3 separate regions of the Homo sapiens genome follow, and regions 1 and 2 are each linked to region 3. A link is a contact called in ENCODE Hi-C or POLR2A ChIA-PET data. All regions are on one chromosome and are shown on one strand. Each heading gives the region's core, a stretch centred on a gene start or an enhancer-like site at or near the end of the contact. The rest is flanking DNA. Distances are from core to core; before and after follow the strand shown. Region 1 holds the start of RAB5B (RAB5B, member RAS oncogene family). Region 2 holds the start of COQ10A (coenzyme Q10A). Region 3 holds the start of R3HDM2-DT (R3HDM2 divergent transcript).

The links. Hi-C counts contacts between places; a loop is a spot of excess contacts on that map. ChIA-PET counts read pairs that join two places held with the same protein, here RNA polymerase II (POLR2A). Pooled maps may share reads with other maps.
Region 1: a pooled map shows a loop between it and region 3 (13-fold over the local background). The contact joins the promoter of RAB5B here to the promoter of R3HDM2-DT in region 3. A Hi-C loop is called at or near these places in 8 of 50 pooled maps. POLR2A ChIA-PET finds 5 or more read pairs at or near these places in 2 of 52 experiments (Panc1 and activated B cell).
Region 2: a loop to region 3 is called in a map of naive thymus-derived CD4-positive, alpha-beta T cell, with 12 times the contacts of the local background. The contact joins the promoter of COQ10A here to the promoter of R3HDM2-DT in region 3. A Hi-C loop is called at or near these places in 1 of 168 maps with a recorded cell type or tissue (naive thymus-derived CD4-positive, alpha-beta T cell) and 4 of 50 pooled maps. POLR2A ChIA-PET finds 5 or more read pairs at or near these places in 1 of 52 experiments (Panc1).

What each region holds. Positions count from the first base shown.
Region 1 is chr12:55,971,323-55,975,611 of GRCh38, reverse strand. It overlaps RAB5B (RAB5B, member RAS oncogene family), which reads right to left and starts at 1,534. Exons shown (of 6, transcript NM_002868.4): 1 at 1,473-1,534. It overlaps CDK2 (cyclin dependent kinase 2), which reads right to left. Exons shown (of 7, transcript NM_001798.5): 7 at 2,823-4,091. The coding sequence ends at 3,987. RefSeq lists an enhancer at 1,641-1,790.
Region 2 is chr12:56,264,772-56,269,230 of GRCh38, reverse strand. COQ10A (coenzyme Q10A) reads right to left here and starts at 2,289. Exons shown (of 5, transcript NM_144576.4): 1 at 1,979-2,289; 2 at 1,291-1,437; 3 at 1-172. The coding sequence starts at 2,112. RefSeq lists enhancers at 1,507-1,576, 2,026-2,195, 1,719-2,218, 2,287-2,396, a cis regulatory region at 2,110 and a silencer at 1,857-2,186.
Region 3 is chr12:57,429,136-57,433,231 of GRCh38, reverse strand. It overlaps R3HDM2-DT (R3HDM2 divergent transcript), which reads right to left and starts at 2,116. Exons shown (of 2, transcript NR_185976.1): 1 at 1,802-2,116. R3HDM2 (R3H domain containing 2) reads left to right here and starts at 2,189. Exons shown (of 24, transcript NM_001394031.1): 1 at 2,189-2,512. RefSeq lists a silencer at 2,288-2,757 and an enhancer at 2,938-3,047.

The DNA.
Region 1 (4,289 bases), core at 285-2,784, 1.5 Mb after region 3:
GACAGGGTCTCATTCTGTTGCCCAGGCTGGAGTGCAGTGGGAAGATCATGGCTCACTGCACCCTCGAACTCCCGGGCTCAAGTGATCCTCCTGTCTCAGCCTCCCAAAGTGCTGGGATTACAGGCGTGGGCTACTGCACCTCTGTATCTTTTTCTCTACTCACCATCTTCCCCAGATACTTCATAGTTTGACCCAACTTTCTAACAGCACAGAAATCTGGGCTTTTGAAGTAGACAAAGAACAAGGGGTGATGCCAAGCTTTTGAAATGGAATTTCTCACTCTTCCCCAAATCTCTTCCTCAGTGATATCACCGCATAGTTTCGGACCTGTTAACTCCATTACCTGCCTGGGAAATACCCAAGTCAAGTCTAAGTCCCACAAAAGTTTCACCAACTATGATCAGAAGATCTCCTGATGGCTGAGGATCTCTAAGCCCCTTTCCCATGTAGATAATGAAATAGATATGAAATAGATTCTCAGTTCTAGGAGACATGGTATTTGCTATAGACCACATTATTAAGTGGGAAAGAAGTGGACAAAACATGCCCCCAATCCAACTTCTTAGCTCTTTCATAGGACATGAAACAGTAAGTTAAGAAACAGACTGCAGTATAGACCAGCTATGAGGCCAACAGAAAGTGTAGGGGCTGAGTTTGGAGCAGCCAACAGTCATGGAAAAAAAAAAATTACTTTGATCTTCATCCCTACCCTGGGAGTTTTAAAAAGCTTCAAATTACCACATCTAAACACTAAAGGGAACAAAAGAGTGTGTACTCCCAAGACCCAGAGCCCCCAGCCCACCCTTCAGCATTCCCAGAAGTTCCCATAACTGATACCAGGCCCTGCTTCCATTACTTCAACTACCTTAGTCTTCTAGATTAATACAGCCTTCTTCATTTTCCCCAGTTCTCCCTCACTGAACCCAAATCTCTCTCAGCTCAACACCATAGCACCCTCAGTTCTTTTTACAATAGGCACTTTCCCTGAAAAGAACGCTTCTTACCCAACTAAGAACCCTTCTCAGGCCCTTCCAATGAACCTCTCTGCAGGGACCCAGCCCCAGTCACCCCCGGGGCTCGGGCGACAGGTCTGACCCTCCTCACCTCCCGGCAAATGGGCTTACCTCACCCGCTGCCCTGTTCCTTTCCCCAGCTCCTCCCTCTTCAGCGCTGCTTAATGAGGCCTGCCCCTGCCCTCACTCAAGCTCCAGGCCTCCAGCCCCCGGCCCTCGGCCTGGCCGCCGCCACAGCCCAGCCGCCTTCCCGACTCACCAACTTCGGGGTCCCAGGCCGCCCAGTCCCCTCCTCAGCGACCCCCATTAGGCCTGCCGGGGCCCGGCCCCCTTCTCCCCTCTCCGGTGGGCCACTCTAACCCCTCGCTTAGGACCAGACCCGCCTCCGCTCTCAGGCCAGGCTGCTCTCATCTCCCGGGCGCTTCCGCCCCTGCCCTTTGGGCTCCATCAGCTCGGTACCTGGGGCTCCGTCTCCCCCGTCGGCCCCAAGCCTGTGTCGAACAGACAAACAGCTGCAGCTCAACCAAACCCTCCTGCCCCTCCTTCTCCTCCTCGCCCTGGGGCGGGGCTCCAGCCAATAGCTCGATTACCCGCCTACCTTCGAGGGTGGGCTATATGTGCACTCATCCACCAATCCTCTGGAGAAAGGCGAGTCTCTTTGGGCGCTGTCACCAACAAGTACGAGCAAGGGACGCGACAGGCGGGGCCACAAGCCAATAGCGAGGGAGAAACCTCGAAGATGGACGAGGTAAGGAGCCATTAAAGAGCAAGCTCCTGAAGACAGGGGGCGGTACACTGCCGACAGGCGTATGTATCCACCAATAAAATCTCGACACCCCATGACCCCGCCTTTTGACTCATAAACATCTAATCAGGTGAGTGATGGAGGCGGGTCAAAGTGAAACTTTAACCAGTACTGCGAAAATACGGTACTTGACTGGCAGGCAAGGAGGGGTTGAAGGAAGCCTTAGGAAGGCCGCTACTGACCTTCGCCCCTCCCCCTGGACTTGGCTGGGGCTGGCTCTAGTGCCCTGCCTTCTATGACAAATTCGCGGGCGTAAAGGGAAATACCTCTTCTAGGGATCCGGAGCCTGGGAATTTAAGTAACCCTGACATCAGCGCTTCCTCCTTTTAGTGAGGCTTCAGTGGACAGGCGTATTTGGGGTGGCCGCGGGCGGTCTGAGATGTTTTTTGGTGGAATGAGACAATGGCAACTACAAGAAGTGGTAGCTTGGAGACGCTTTTTCAGAATCGTATGTAAATGTAAATAAAAGAATCTTTGGAAAACTTTTCTGTCTGTGATATGAAACAGAAAGGAAAAACGGCGGGCTTACTGGGAAATGCAGTGTCGAAAGGCAAATTCCCCGGGAGCCCTCTTCCTGCCGCTATGTATGTGCATGGGTGTGTGTATGTATGGGGTGTGTGTGCATATATGGTGTGTATGTGGTGTGTGTGTATTTGGTATATGTATACGTGGTGTGTGTGGTATATGTGTGTATATGATGTGTGTGTGGTGTGTGTATGTGATGTGTGTGTGGTGTGGTGTGTGTGTGGTATGTTGGCTGGGGGAAAGGAGGTTTGCTGGTGTGTGGAGAAAGTGAAGTAGGAAGTATATAGGCTTCAGTTTCCCCAGCCATAAATAGGGATGATAATAACCACTTTGTTCACCGTCAGCACTAGCCAAAATGGGGTGGGGTGGGCAGCCATGCACAGAGAGATTAGGAAAAGGGGTCTGAAATCAATGATCACATACACACATTCATATTCTGTCTCCCACCATTCTTTCAGTAAATAAGAGGAGGAAAGAGATGAACTATAAAACTAGGCACATTTTTTTAATGAGCTACAAACTAAATTACAAATAACGTTAATAGCAAGAGCACTCAAGGACAAGGGTGACAGAGACAAATCATAAAAAAAAAATGCTTTTTTTTTTTAGCACTGTCATTACAAAACCCCAAGGTGCACATGGCAACAAATCCACCCACTATGACCAAAAAAAAAAAAAAAAAGCCAACTCTACTATTGGATATAACCTGAAATATAAATATAATTGTTCATCCTTCTTTTAAAGAAATATTTTTACCCATGCCCTCACTCAATCACAGCCCTGAAAAAGTGTCAGCATTCTCAAAATGATGCCTAAACCCTAACTTCTAACTCCTATGGGGTAGGAGGTGGACGTCAGAGGAAAATGGGATCAGGGATCCTTGGCAACTGAACAACTAAGAATACTAAAAGGAAGAGAAAAATTCAAACATCTCTCACCTGCCTCATAAGGCCATGGTGAAGCAATAGATTGGAATGAAGCACAATCCCTGTCTCAGGGCCTCCCAGATTCCTCATGCCTGTAGAAGGGACAAACAAGGGGACTGGGGCCAATCATTTTTCTGCAGCCCCACCCGGGCTGAGTCTTCAGTCTCCCAGCCTATTAGGTGAGGCAAAACACTAACTAGGGTATAAACTGATTGGATCTATTTTTTCAACCGAATTCTTTAAAATAGACTCCTCCCAGTGGTTTTGTTTTACTTGGTTCTCAAAAGCACCAACTTAGCCCCCGCTATCATTTGGCCTTTATAAACATTGTGGCAGCAGGAGGCTTGGGATCCTGGTCATCCCAAACACTGGAAATAATAATTATGGGGCATTCAGAGATTGGTACGGCAAATCTAACGTGTAGGAAGGCTTTTTTAAAATTATTTTTATACCAACCCTCTTCAGCAATAACTAAGAGAAGGGGGAAAGGGTGGTGGAGGCTAACTTAAGTGCATCTAATACTGAAACTTCCTTTCATTTTCACTGGTTCCCCCCTTTCACCCCTGTATTCCCAGAGTTGGCTGGCCAAGACTAGAAGGTGAGTGTTTAAGGCAAGTTCAGAGGGCCCACCTGAGTCCAAATAGCCCAAGGCCAAGCCTGGTCAAGCCCACACTGGAGGAGAGGGTGAGATTAGGGCTGGGGGCTTCAAGAAGGCTATCAGAGTCGAAGATGGGGTACTGGCTTGGTCACATCCTGGAAGAAAGGGTGAGCCAGGGCTGCCTTGGCCGAAATCCGCTTGTTAGGGTCGTAGTGCAGCATTTGCTAGAGGGAGAGATGCATGTTGACTTCAATGATGTGATAGTGGACTAAATGGGCAGCAGGTGTTCCCAGAAATCAGGAAACCAGAACTCCTTCTACCCAAGGCAGAATTCTCACTTCCATCCTCCCATAGCTGAATCAGTGTGCCAACAGGGAGAGCAGGAACCAGGGAAATGAAACACTGAGGCCCAGATTTCAGGG
Region 2 (4,459 bases), core at 1,040-3,539, 1.2 Mb after region 3:
CATGGAAACTGCAGAGGTGTAACGTTCCATGACAGGTGGAAAGCCAACCTCCAGCTGGGCTTTCAAATGACCCTTACGGCTGGATACCACCAGAGACTTCTTACACCAGGGCACAAACTCACGATACTCCTGGACGTTGGACACCACCTCATACATCTCCTGCATTGAGTACCTAGGAGAAGAAGAATCACAGGCCAAGGAGCTGCCAGCTGGGTCAGGTTCCTCCTTGCTATAGGCCCCTAATTCATACCTTTGCCCACTAACCACGCACCTTCAGGAACTACAGATCCCAAATAAGCCTGGATGAATAACTTCCCAAAAGCAAACGTGTAAATCCTTATGATACTGTTACCTTATATTTTGCAGTTTACAGAATGCTTTTGCATTCATTGTTTATTTTGATTTTAAGAGGGACCATCTAGGGAGAACAGAGGCTGTCAGTTTTACTGGTGATCACACAAGGATCAGATCCCAGCTCTTAACAATTTTTTAACAATGTGGCCTTAGGTAAATTACCTGTGTCTCCATTTTCTCACCTGATTTATAGGTTTGTTGTGAGAATTAAATGAGAAATATCTATGTAAAACATCTAAGTCAAGCTGCTAGCATGTAGCAAGTGCTCGATAATTTAGCTATTATGCTCAAAATATACTAAAAAGGTTACGCTGCTAATTTACACATACTAGGTACCCATAAAAATTATTTTTAAATGGTCACCAGAAAAATACACCCTGTTTTTTGTTTTGTTTTTTGAGACAGTCTTGCTCTGTCGCCCAGGCTGGAGTGCAGTGGGGCAATCTCAGCTCACTGCAACCTCTGCCTCCCAGGTTCCAGCGATTATCCTGCCTCAGCCTCCCAAATAGCTGGGATTAAAGGCGCCCGCCACCGTGCCAGGCTGATTCTTGTGTGTGTGTTTTTTTTTAGTGGAGACAGGGTTTCACCATGTTGGCCAGGCTGGTCTCGAACTCCTGACCTAAAACGATCGGCCCGCCTCAGCCTCCCAAAGTCCTGGGATTACAGGCGTGAGCCACCGCACCCAGCTACGCCCTGTTGTCTTAAAGTATAGTCCAACCCTAGTCTCATTTCACTTAAGCACATGCACAGCAACCAAGAAGGGAGAAATTAAGGTCGGAAGAGTGGCAGGGGAGGACTGAGGATCAGTATTGTAGCTGGGGAGGGGGATGGCTAGGGATGAATCTTGCCCACCGATGATACCCTGACATTCTTGCCTGGACAGGGTTATTTGGAGGGAAAAGGGAGGTGCAAGGATGCAAGGCAGAGAATGCTTACCCCATGATTCTACGCTCCGAGTAAGCCTTTCGCTTGTTGGTGAAGGGAGCAGCAAATCCCATGAAGGAACGGCTCGAAGGTAAGCCAGCCTCAGCCGCCAAGATCTGGGCAGCCCGAGGCAAGAGGAGGCTGCAGGAGGTCAGAAACCTAAGGCCAAAGGAAAGAGGAGCCAACCGTATAGTTCTTCGTAATCCTCTATCATTTGTAGGTGAAGGAGAAGAAGAGTGCATCCCAGACGAAGGTCGTCCAAACAAGCTTTCCCCCCAGCACCTGCTGCAGCCCGCTAGGCTCTCTCTGGCCAGGGAGTCACGAGTGCAAAAGGTCGAGGGCAGCTAAGGACAGGGCTGGGGGCGGGGTGAGGGGGATGAGAAAAAGGGGTGTGTGGGAAGCGCCAGTTGCCTTTGACTGGGCCTACACTACTGCTGAAAGCTAAGACTTTAAGGAAGCATCACTGTCCCCGGGGACCCCAGGGCGCCCGCGAGGGCCAAGAAGAGGTTGGACACTCACCCCGAGAACTTCCCTTCTCGTACAACTTGCAAAAGCATTATCCAAAGCTCTACGTTAGCTCCCAGGGCATGATTGCTGCCAGTCCCCGCCGCGCCTGCATCCCAGTATAGCACCCCTCCACCGCGGAACCCCGGGGTTCGCAGCGACCCCCTGCCCTCAGCCGCGGTCACCTCCCTCTCACCTCATTGGTCGCGGCGGTGGCAGAGGGCCTGGGGGCGGGGCCGGTTGCGCGCCCGGGCTGAGCGAGAGCCGGCAGCAGCGCTCGGCTGCCGCGCGCGTCCCAGCTGGGACCCGCCGCGAGCCCGCCCAGGCCATGCGCGCGACCCTGCCTGGCCCTCTAAGTTCTGACGCGGGCTGCGCCCTCCTCACTCCAAAGGCGGAGCGGCAAGAGGCAGCGGCTGGGCTGGTTCGGGACCTCTGAGCGCAGGGGCGACGGGAGGCGGCAGCACCTCTCGCCTTGCTCCCGTCCAGGCTGCCGGGTAGGCTAGAACTGAAGCCGGGACCGCTGCTCCCGCAGATCTCGGTACCCCCACGTCACGCTGTTGCCATGGCTCGGGCCTGGGAGAGGAAGGAAGGAAGGAAGGGGACAACGCCGCCTGTCGGGAGATGTAGTTTCACACCTGTGGCGAGAAAGGGCACTGGGGTGTGCGTTTGAGAAGCTGCAAAGATGGTTCGGGGACTGAGGTCGCCTGTGGTCACAGGACCCGATAGGTAGGCACAGAGGCGACTTCGTGGGCGTGTCTACCGCAGATATCTGTAGATCCTCTGAACGTCGCTGTTAGAGCCTTAGGTTCTCTAGAGGGACATAGTGAATAGGATAAATGTATATATGAAAGGGAGTTTATTAAGAATTGCCTCACAGGATCACAAGGTAAAGTCTCACATTAGGCCGTCTGCAAGTTGAGGAGCAAGGAGGCCAGTGGTGGATCAGTCCAAGGCCCAAAACCTCAAAAGTAGGGAAGCCGGCAGTGCAGCCTTCAGTCTGTGGCCAAAGCCCCGAGAGCCCTTGGCAAACCACTGGTGTAAGTCCAAGAGTCCAAAAGCTGAAGAACTTGGAGTCTGATGTTCGAGGGCAGGAAGCATCCAGCATGAGAGAAAGACGAAGGCCGGAAGACTTCAGCAAGTCAGCTTCTTCCACCTACTTTTACTTTTATTTATTTATTTATTTATTTATTTATTTATTTATTTATTTGAGACGGAGTCTCGCTCTGTTGCCCAGACTGGAGTGCAGTGGCACGATCTCAGCTCACTGCAACCTTGGCCTCCCAGGTTCAAGCGATCCTCCTGCCTCACCACCCCCGCCCCGCCCCCCTCCCCAGTACCTGGGATTACAGGCATGCGCCACCATGCCCAGCTAATTTTTGTATTTTTAGTAGAGATGGGGTTTCGCCATGTTGGCCAGGCTGGTCTCGAACTCCTGACCTCAGGTGATCCACCCGTCTCGGCTTCCCAAAGTGCTGGGATTACAGGTGTTAGCCACCATGCCTAGCCCTGCCTACTTTTTCTAGCGTCGCTGGCAGCGGATTGGATGGTGCCCACCATTGAGACTGGGTCACTTCCTTCCAGTCCACTGACTTAAATGTTAATCTCCTTTGGCAACACCCTCACAGACACTCAGGAACAACACTTTGCCTCCTTCAATCCAATCAAGTTGACACTCAATCATCACAGAGCCTTTATCATATTCGGCCTTGTTTATAGTTAGAAGCACTGTTCATCTTTGTAGCTTCCACAAGTGGTTAGTGCTGTGTTCTACATTTTTGGGAAAGGAGATTAACATTCCAAGCTCTGGGCTAAGACTGCATAGTTTTTACCTTTAATATTTATAGAAAGAAGTCGAGGTAGGAAGAACCAGATATTCTTAGGACAGAGAACCATCTTTGTTTGAAAAGTGTGCGCTTGATGAAGAGTGAGACCTCATGGACAGAAACCCACGCAATTAAATACCACTATACTACTTTTCATGATTCAAGGAGAAAAAAAAAATGCTCTTGGCTAGGCATGGTGGCTCACGTCTGTAATCCCAGCACTTTGGGAGGCTGAGGCGGGCAGATCACTTGAGGTCAGGAGTTCAAGACCAGCCTGGCCAACATAGTGAGACCTTATCTCTACTAAAAATACAAAAATTAGCCAGGTATGGTGGCGGGCGCCTCTAATCCCAGCTACTCGGGAGGCTGAGGCAGGAGAATCGCTTGAACCCAGGAGGCGGAAGTTGGAGTGAGCTGAGATTGTGCCACTGCACTCCAGCCTGAGCAACAGAGCAAGACTCCATCTCAAAAAAAAAAAAAAAAAAAAAAGGAAAGAAAGAAAAGAAAAGAAAGCAAGCGAGCAAGAAAGAGAAAAAATGCTCTTGATAAAAGTCAGGTGGGCCAGGTGCGGTGGCTCATGCCTGTAATCTCAGCACTTTGGGAGGCCGAGGTGGGTGGATCACGAGGTCAGGAGATCGAGACCATCCTGGCTAACAGGGTGAAACTGCATCTCTACTAAAAATACAAAAAATTAGCCGGGCGTGGTGGTGGGTACCTGTAGTCCCAGCTACTCAGGAGGCCGAGGCAGGAGAATGGCATGAACCCGGGGAGCGGAGCTTGCAGTGAGCCAAGATCGCACCACTGCACTCCAGCCTGGGCAGCAGTGCAAGACTCCATCTCAAAAAAAAAAAAAA
Region 3 (4,096 bases), core at 867-3,366:
TTGAAATTGCTTGCTATTGCCACAAGTAACTATAAATTAACATAATAATGCTGCACTGGACACTATAACCTAGATCCTATAGCTTAACAATCTATAGCCAATCACTAATCAATGTTATTTCTGTAAACCAACAAGAATACCCGACAACTTTGTATCAGTCTACTCCCTGTCTCCTTCTTTTTTGCCCTTAAAAATGTGCTTGTAGGCTGGGCGTGATGGCTCACGTCTGTAATTCCAGCACTTTGGGAGGCTGAAGTGGGCAGTTCACTTGAGGTCAGGAGTTCGAGACGAGCCTGGCCAGCATGGTGATACCCCATCTGTACTAAAAATACCAAAGAAAAATAAAAAAATAAATAAAATAAAAATAAGCCGGGCGTGGTGGCACATGCCTGTAGTCCCAGCTACCTGAGAGGCTGAGGCAGGAGAATCACTTGAACCCGGGAGGTGGAGGTTGCAGTGAGCTGAGATCATGCCACTGCACTCCAGCCTGGGCGACAGAGCAAGACTCCGTCTCAAAAAAAATAAAAAAAAATCTGGAACTTTGGTTTCATTATTGTGCCTCAGGTTTCCTCATCTATAAAACAGGTATAATAATAGTACCTATTGTATTGAGGATTTGATACTAACAATAGATGTAGAATGCTACACATTTTATATTGTACTTACATACACATAATACAAATATTAGCTATTATTTCCTACTGGTCATCACTGCCTGGTCTGGAACTCCTGAGCTCAAATGATCCACCTGCCTTGGCCTCCCAAAGTGCTAGGTGTGAGCCACTGCGCCCGGCCAAGACAAAAAGTTTAAATCGTGGTGAAAAGTGGCAGGTTAGATCAGTTCAGTTCAGTTGTATTTTTCTTCCCCCGTTGTTGTTCTCTAGAGGGTTGAGAGAATTTGGGGGCAGGAGGCAGTGATGACCAGGAGAGAGGGCTGGGCAAGGTGGCTCACACCTGTAATCCCAGAACTTTGGAAGGCCGAGGCGGGTGGATCACCTGAGGCCAGGAGTTCGAGATTAGCCTGGCCAACATGGCAAAACCCCGTCTCTACTAAAAATACAAAAAATAGCCGGGTGTGATGGTGCGTGCCTGTAGTCCCAGCTACTCCGGACGCTGAGGCAGGAGAATCACTTGAACCTGAGAGGTGAAGGTTGTAGTGAACCGACATTGCACCACTGCAATCTAGTTGCCTGGGTGACAAAGCGAGACCCCATCTCAAAATAAATAAAACAAACAAACAAACAAACAAAAAACGCCAACCAACCTGGAACTTGCTCATCCTTGAAGGAAAGATGAACTTCATGCCTCTATGACTTTGCTGGAATCTCCATTCTTACCTCTCTAGTGAACTATTTATAGTCTCAAGATTAGCTGGAGTTTCACCTGTAGTTTCTCTGTAACTTACTCAATCTCTTTTACCGCTAAGAACGAATTGCTGTTCCTTGTGTTTCCATAGCACATTTAAACCTTTCTATTATAGCACTTAAATTGTACTATAATTATTTGACTTTTTTTGCCTACCGCAGTTTCTGTCACAAGGTAAATATTTAATGGTCGAATTCTACAAAAGACTACATTGCTTCTTTGAGGGAGTTTGGTCAGTAAATTATCCACACACACATAATCAATAACTAAATTGATTCTGCCTAGAATGGACAAAACGGGGGAGGCTGGACATTTAAGACGATTTTTGAGAACTGTATCTTAGAGAGGGGATGATGGTAAGAATGTGATCTTAATAGGACAGACTGAGTTCCTCCTAGGTCGGTTTTTTTCATCTTTACGTAAAATGGACATTTACCTGCTCAACTATAGTTATCCACGTATGCAACAAATACCGAGTGTACGTTCTTTTGGTACAGGAGTTACTGCCCTAAGTGAAAGTGCTCTGTAAATGGAAATTACTTTAGAATGATCACTATTAGTATTATATTGAAATCCAGGGTATTCTATCTGACAGACTTGAAGGGTTTAAGGAGGACCGAGGCTCCCAGTGACTCCGGATTGGTGTCCTGACACAGGTAACGCGGAAGGAGGAGAGGGCGAGCGAGCGAGTGCGAGTGCGCGCGCGCCGGCGGGAGTGCGTGCGGCAGGCGGTAGGCCCCGCAGGGCTGCTGAGGGGCACGCGGGAAGCCAGGAAGCAGGGACGGCCGGAACGCAGGACGAGGTGACGACAACGCCGGACGTAGTGACGTAGCGCGCAGCCGCAGCGGGGGGCGGACTCTGGGCTTTTCTTCCCCTTCTGATTTTCCCCTCCCCCCTTTTCTCCCTTTCCGGGTTTGGTTCCCCCCTTTTCTTCCCCTCTCCCCCCTCCTTCCCAAGCCCCTTTCCCCTCCCCCGTCCCAGTCCCCCCTGCTTCCCAGCCCTCGGCCCCGGGGAAGCCCCGGCCGAGAAAAGCCCGCCCCCAGAAGCGCGCCGCCGCCGGCCGTCGGGGCCGAGCCGCAGCCGAGCGGCCGTGGGCCCGGGCGGCGGGCGGAGACGTGGGCGCCCTCCCCGCCAAGGCCCGTGCGAGGTGAGGCCACCTCCCGGCCGAGGGGGCGGGCGGCCCGGACGGCCTGTGGGGAGGGGGCGTGGCGGCCGCACGGGCGGGCGCGAGGAGGCCCCGCGGCCTGGGTTCCTCGCGCCCGGCAGCCGGTCCCGGGGACGATGGGTCAGGGTCGGATGGCCGCGGGAAGGACTGCTCCAAGTGTGCGCTGCTGGAGAGAAGCTGGGGGCGCGGGGCGGAGGGCGGCGGTGCGGGGGCAGGGGGGTGGCGCCACCTGTGGCCTTTGCGGGGTGACCTAAAAACTATTGCGCCCTTCCAGTGCTTCGGGGTGGCTAGCTCCGTGTGTTTCTTGGGTGGCGGTTTTCCTTCGAGCGTGGAGCATGGAAAAATAGGACGGAGAGGTGTAGAAGTGTTTAAAATCATGCTGGTGTCCAGGTTTCTTACAGGGACGGGGATTTGAGTTGGCACATACAGGGAGATGTTTCTATAGCTTAAAACTTGGGCCTACACTAAGCTCATAACTACTCGAGCCCCTGAAAACGCTTCGATTCGTTTTCCCGTAGAGCTAACATTTTTCAACATTTGTGGCCATTAAGTCTCGGAACTACCAGGAATACTGACTTAGAGTGAATTGTCATTGGATAATGATGAGAAATGACCGAATAACAATCCCAGAACTGCGTTAAAACGGAAGAAAGAAAAGTGGAAAAGTTTGAATTCAGATCCCAGTTGGATGAATATCCTTGTACATAATGTTGTTCAAATAGATAACTAAGATTGAGAAGCCTGAGTCCTGTCTGATATGCGTAAGCCACGTGGAGACTCAAGGAAGGAGGAAAGTGACAGGTTTCACTTCAGGAATATCACAAATTCCTAGCATTTTCTTGTATTTTTAGATAGATTTGCAGTTGAATTATTTGTGGCTCTTCTTCCTAATGCTTTTTTTTGTTGTTGTTCCACCAATATTCCCCCCCCACCCCCGCCCCCCTTTTTGTTGCTGGGGTATCAAGACAAAAGGTTGTATTTTGTTTTTTGAGACAGGGTCTCAGTCTGTCACCCAGAATGGAGTGTAGTGGTTCCTTTTCGGCTCAATGCAACCTCTGCCTCCTGGCCTCAAGCCGTCCTCCTACCTCAGTCCCCCAAGTAGCTGGGAGTACAGGCATGAGCCACCACTCCTGGCTGATTTTTGTAGAGACGGGTTTCACCTTGCTGCCCAGGCTGGTCTGGAACTCCTGGGCTCAAGTGATCCACCTGCCTTGGCCTCCCAAAGTGGTAGGCTTGAGCCACCGCGCCGGGAAAGACAAAAAGTTTAAATAGTGGTGAAAAGTGGCCGGTTAGATTAATTCAGTTCAGTTTTTAGTTGTATTTTTCTTACCCTGTTGCTGTTCTCCAGAGAGTTGAGAGAAAAGATAACTTTTTTCTTGAAGGCCTGATGAACTCCTAACAAGTTAAATTTCAGAGTTGAAGTTCCATTTGTCTTTGTGTCCATTATATGATTAGTAGAGCTTCACAATTTTTTTTTCGTAGGGATGGGATCTTGCTATGTTGCCCAGGCTGGTTTTGAACTCCTGGCCTCAAGTGATCCTCTGGCCTCAGACTCCCAAAAGCACT